Linked DNA regions of Homo sapiens: region 2 is linked to region 1. The links are chromatin loops, found by intact Hi-C in ENCODE. Cell type or tissue: transverse colon. All regions are shown on one strand. Links, peaks and the distances in the headings refer to the core of each region. The heading gives the core; the rest is flanking DNA. Region 1 has its middle 260 kb from the start of LINC01478. Region 2 overlaps SETBP1 (SET binding protein 1).

Region 1 (2,802 bases), core at 38-2,537:
TTGTTAAAGGTTTGCTTTTAAAATGGAAATAGGGGTGCACTTAAAGCATTTGGAGAAAATCATGTTGTCTCTGTCCTAGAAAAATATTCCCTCTACAAGGAGGAAAAATCTCTCTGGAGACTACATTTTTCAATTCTGGAGGGTCGCATGTTTGAAATGTTAATATGATTTTACGGATGAAAACTTTACCTGCAAAACATTTCTAAAATATGTGCCTGTCAAATTTATTTTTCCCCTAGAGGCAGTCCTCCCCACACATCAAAGGCAGCTCCTCTCTTGGAGACAGCCCTCTGCAATGAAGGAAGTGAGACTTTCTGTTACAAGGATACATGGCTCACACTGTTCGATTATCGTAAACTCTCCATTATCCAGTGTTTAGAGAGAGAATAATCCAAAAACCAATTCTTCTTATGAAGCATTTCCTTAGAATATTTGTATTATACCATTGTGATCTTGGAAATGTCCATCTCTCTGGTTTAGACAGACCAAAATACATTCATTTTCTTCCTGACCTTATATAGCCCCAATCATTATAAGAATGCAACTTCTCTCAAGATGCTGCAAAGCAAATCTATAGAAAATAGCTGAGCCATATGAATAATGGCAATGAACTAGAGCAGTAATTTTCATACCTTACAGGGCAGTGGATCAATATCCACTGGAAGGTAAGTTCCCAGGTGAGGCTGATGCTGCTGACCCAGGGACCACACTTTTAAAGGCATTGGTTGGGAGTGAAAATCTACAGTCTGTCTCTGCTGCAATTCCTTCTTGTAGTTCCACTTCACTGTGGTGTCTGCTGTGCATTAGTTCAGAGTATTCATCTTTTACTGGAATTATTTTACATGGATTCTCATTGGAATAAAGTTCAGTGAGTCTTTGTTGCTTGCAACCCAAACTGAATGAAAGTAAAAAGACACCGTCTCCTTAAAAAAAAAAAAAAAAAAATCGCTTACAGAGTAACTACTCTGTGTATATACATTTTCATGTGTGTGTGTTATAGAAGTTACAAAATAGTCAGAAGTCTGGTCTCAGTCCTGTTTAGGTTTATAGTTTTAATGTAGGGCAGCAGGGATCTTTGAATGTGTCTTTTCTTCAATTTCTTTGTGGTCAAATTCAAGTTGGAAGTAACTAAATAGTAACAACCACATTTATGTCAAGGTAGTAAAAAGGTGGAAGAGCCAAGTAAATTTGAGAAAATCATTCTTAACCTTTCCCTTCATTCAGCTCAAACCTATACAATAGTAATTTTCCCCAGCCCTTTCTACTCTCCAGGGTAAGTACTAGGGAAGAGGCTGATGCCACTATGCATTACTTTACATGAGAAGAATCAAATTTTACACTGGTGAGATATTGAGATCCTGACACTGGTACTCAATCTTCTACATTTCTCTATTGGCTTACATCAGTTGTCAAAGGTTGTGGATCATGTATTGTCTACTTTCCTAACACATGTCTTCTGCTGGTTTGTTTGTATTTGGTGTGGGGATGGGGGAGTGAAATATGAAGCTGCGTTACCCTTCAAAGTCAGCTCTTCCTCCTGTGATTCTTGATGCCTAGACTAGGAATGTGGGTGAGAGAAAGTAGGACAGCCATATTTTAGGGACTCAAGTCGAAACTGTGTTTGCTAGTCTCAATAAGTAAAGACTCTGTAATCACTGTGACCTCTTTGTTGTATATATGACTTGACTTCATCTAGCTCCAGGTGAAAATATTAGTCTCATTGAAAAAAAAAATCCTGTGAAATATGGGAAGTTATTGGACTTTTAGAATTTGGGCTGGCAAATGTTGAGAGTAAAGCTAGAGAAGAGCCATCCTGGGAGGTATCTTGAGGCCAGGCATCCAGTTTCATGCAAGGAAAAACCAACTAGTACAAGGAAGGTGACGTGAGTGACACCAGGCTGGATATTCACAATCCAGGCTCATAAACATCCTTCTACTGTACAAAATAAACAGAATGAATAAGACCTACTCTATATATTATAGCACTATATGGTGACTATAGTTAATAATAGTCATACATTTTAAAATAGCTTGAAGAGTGTAATTGGATTATTTGTCTCTTACAGGATAAATGTTTGAGGGGATGGATAACCTATTCTCCATGATGTGCTTATTTCATGTATATTTTGCATGGCTGTATCAAAACATCTCACATACCCCAACAAAATACATCCTTTCTACCCACAAAATTAAAAAATAATAATAAAATCCAGACTAGGCATCCAGGCTTGGGAGCTCTACCCTGGTAACAAGAGCATCATCTATCTGAGGAGCATACACATTGTTGAAAGAATTTTGTCTGAGGATAAAGCATAAGACCACAGAAATAAAAGTCCCAGCCTAGAGGCATGGAGAGAAGAGAGGAGGAGGAAGTAATAATGAAGGTAGAAGGAAGTGATGCTTACATCAGCAGTTATTTTGTTTGTTTCCTGTTCCATAGTATAACCTAGTGGCTTAGGGATATGTCCATATTTTCAAAGATTTCTCTAAGAACCAATATTTTTGTTTGTTTTATTTTCATTTTATGTATATTTGTTGGTTTTGAGATGGAACAAGAGTTGTCTGCCACGTTCTAATACATTGATAAAAGTATTAATAGTTTGCTTTTTGTAATGTAATCTTGCCAGACCAAAAGTATTTTGTGTTTTGTTCAATTTTTTGTAAGTTCCATGTTTGCTTGTTTTGTGCTTATGAGCAAGAGTGAAAGTGAGAATGCAATATTTTTCCAAAACCACCTAAGGGAAGAAATCACTGGATACAAATTATTGATTGCATGCCCCCCTAGTGGGCTTGTTATCCTAT
Region 2 (2,802 bases), core at 100-2,599, 550 kb after region 1:
TCCTTCTCTGCCCACCTTCCAGCAAAGGCATTGCTTAACAGGCCCTACTGGCTCCCTGTCCTCTACAGAATTAAATCCAAACTCTGGAAGGTGGAATTGAGGCTCTTGCTGGTGCGTCTCTTTCCTTTTGCATCTGTCATTATGGTCACATCAGTCTCCTGGATTTCCTCAGACATTCTTTGTCTTTCTGTGTCCCTATACATCCTTGCGGGGCCCTACCTCTGCCTCAAATGCTCTTTCAGAATTGGCTTGTCCAGAGACTTTCTAAACTTAAATGGCACTTTCTCCCCTGTGCAGAATGGTCACTACCTCACCCATGGCTGGACCCATGCCTCTTTAGGCATCCTTCTAACAGAGTATTAATTCCATTTTATTGTCTTGTTTATGTACCTTTCTTCTCCCCCTGGTTTCTCAAAGACTTTATATACCCCTGCCTATCCCCTGTTCCTGACACACAGCTGAGTGTTAAATAAGTGCTTGTATTGTAGTTGAATGTATCAACATAGACTGATTCCTTAATATCTGTTATTGCAGCGGGAAAGAAAGACTCATGGGTGGAAGCTACAAAGAAGCAGGTTTCAGTTGAGTATTCAAAAGAATTTCCTCAGAATCAGAGCTGTTTAGCAAGGACCTGGGTCTCCTTGGTGTACCTGGGGACTTGTGTGCTGTCCGTAGCTAGGAACGCCTGCTGTCAAGAGCTGTACCCCACATCTGTGACAGCACAGCCCCTCTTGTGTGGTGCTGCTGGAGCAGGAAGGCAGAAGGGGCTGGGGTTCTCTGAAGCCATTATTTAAAGGATATTCCTCTCTACTGATTAAATTCTCACTTGTCTCTCCCTTTATTTCTTTGATTTCCTGCTAGTGTTCAATCAGCATTTGTTGACTGAGTGACTCTGTTTATTTGTACAACAGTGACTTTTGTTCTGCAGAATGGAATAATCCAGTCTGGAACACGAATTCCATGTCTGATTTAGGGAGAATGTTTGCTGTCTTCATTTGTAGCTCTTTAGTTTGACCAAGCACTCCCATTTTGAGAAGAAAGTTATTGAAGGTCAGTGTGGTCTATCCCTAAGTCCTTCATCATCAGCAGTCCAGGCAGTATTTGGGAAGTTAGAAGTTTCTGAGAGTGACCATGTCTTATCCCCTTCTTTATTTTTCATACCATCTAGTGGTGTCTTGCACATAAATATTCATCAGTTTAAATTTGCCTTCTAAAATTATTGATAGTTGACATTTAACCACTGACTGGCAAATAAGATCCAATCAAAATGTCATGGAGTAAAGGGTGTTTAAATTCTTTAGCTGTTCATCCCAAAATTTCCTTTAGAAATTAACCACCTGCCATAGGGAAGATGCGTAGATGATTAGGTTAGAAGTTAGATTGCAACTCTTTGCAGCTCGTTCTGCTAACCCTATTCACCAATTAGCCTCACTCTTCAACTGCCTCCGCTAAAGATACTGAACTGAAACTTGCTCCCTATGGCAGCTACATGGAGAAGCTATGGTTTTGACAGGTAGCATATGACAATGGCTATTCCACTATTGAAAACCTGGGCCTCTGACTTAGGTGCCCCCAATCTCACCTCCCCACTAGTACACATATACATGTAGTTGAAAGTCAACAATTACAGTTGTTTTCAATGGAGTATAGAAATAAGAGAGAATTGGCTGGGCACGGTGGCTCACACCTGTACTTTGGGAGGCCGAGGTGGGCGGATCACCAGAGGGTCAGGAGTTTGAGACCAGCCTGGCCAACATGGGGAAACCCCATCTCTACAAAAAATACATGTGGTGGTGTTAGCCTGTAATCCCAGCTACTCAGGAGGCTGAGGCAGGAGAATCACTTGAACTCAGGTGGTGGAGGTTGCAGTGAACCTAGATCATGCTGCTGCACTCCAGGCTAGGCGATAGAGTGAGACTTCTCCAAAAAAAAGGAATAAGAGAGAATTTATCTTTGCCTAGCTCTTCATGTCTTATTAATTAAAATAGACTACTGCTTACACAAAATATCCAGCAGAGTCAAAATCTTAGAGTGGATACTGGTTACTTGCAAGCTTTTAGCATTTAACAGAATAAAAAGAAATAGATATCCCTGGATTTGTTTTCTTACAGGTGATACTAGTGAAAAAGATCCATGCTTTCATCCATCTGAAGGAAAATACCAAATGAAACAAAAACCAATGATAGCTTCTCCCTCTCTGCTCTAACAATAAGCAGTTATATTTTCAGAAAGCAAATAAATGATTCAGCAGGAAATAGGTGGCATTTATTTCTTATGCCTAGCTCTATCATTTGGTGCTGAAAACACTTGCTCTGTGATGAGGACTCACTTCTATTCAGGCTTACGAGCTGCTGACTTAGGGACTCCCACATACCGGGAGAAAAATATTCTAGAACAGGACTTATGCTCAGGTCAAGGAAGTTCAAACCTCGATGCAGAGCAGACCCCTTGTTTATGAGACCTGGGGCTTTTGTGCAATAAAGAAATAGAAATAATCTTTATTAGCTAAAGTGGCAAAGCAGTAGAAAGGGGGATGATATATATAGGAGAGCCAAAGATCTGTGAGATCAGTCCCCTTGATTCACAAATAAGAAATGATTTTACTCCTTTCATTCCCACCCTCATTGTTCTGCTTAGTTGTGGTAAGTTCTTGAGGTGAGCAGTGAGGTTAAAACCATTTGGTTATGGGATTAGTTGAATTTAAGAGAAAACAATAGTTGGTGAATCCTTCATGTATGAGCACTTTGGCTTCATACCAACCATGGCAGTAATCCCAGGTGGCTGTGAGGATGACTGTTCAGT

What was found. Peaks named below come from ENCODE experiments on the same cell type or tissue, not always from the same donor. Only the 100,000 strongest peaks of a DNase experiment are listed, where the experiment ranks them.
Region 2: a loop joins it to region 1, with 14 times the contacts of the local background. A loop is called at or near these places in 1 of 110 quality-filtered maps.

Annotation. Positions count from the first base shown.
Region 1 is chr18:44,271,084-44,273,885 of GRCh38, forward strand. No RefSeq gene overlaps it. Among named protein-coding and RNA genes, the nearest start is that of LINC01478, 260 kb to the right of the region's middle. In transverse colon, for the core only: no CTCF peak of the experiment used is centred there; no DNase peak of the experiment used is centred there.
Region 2 is chr18:44,821,205-44,824,006 of GRCh38, forward strand. The region is part of intron 2 of SETBP1 (SET binding protein 1); the gene reads left to right. Among named protein-coding and RNA genes, the nearest start is that of SETBP1, 140 kb to the left of the region's middle. In transverse colon, for the core only: no CTCF peak of the experiment used is centred there; no DNase peak of the experiment used is centred there; H3K27ac peaks cover 1,033 bases.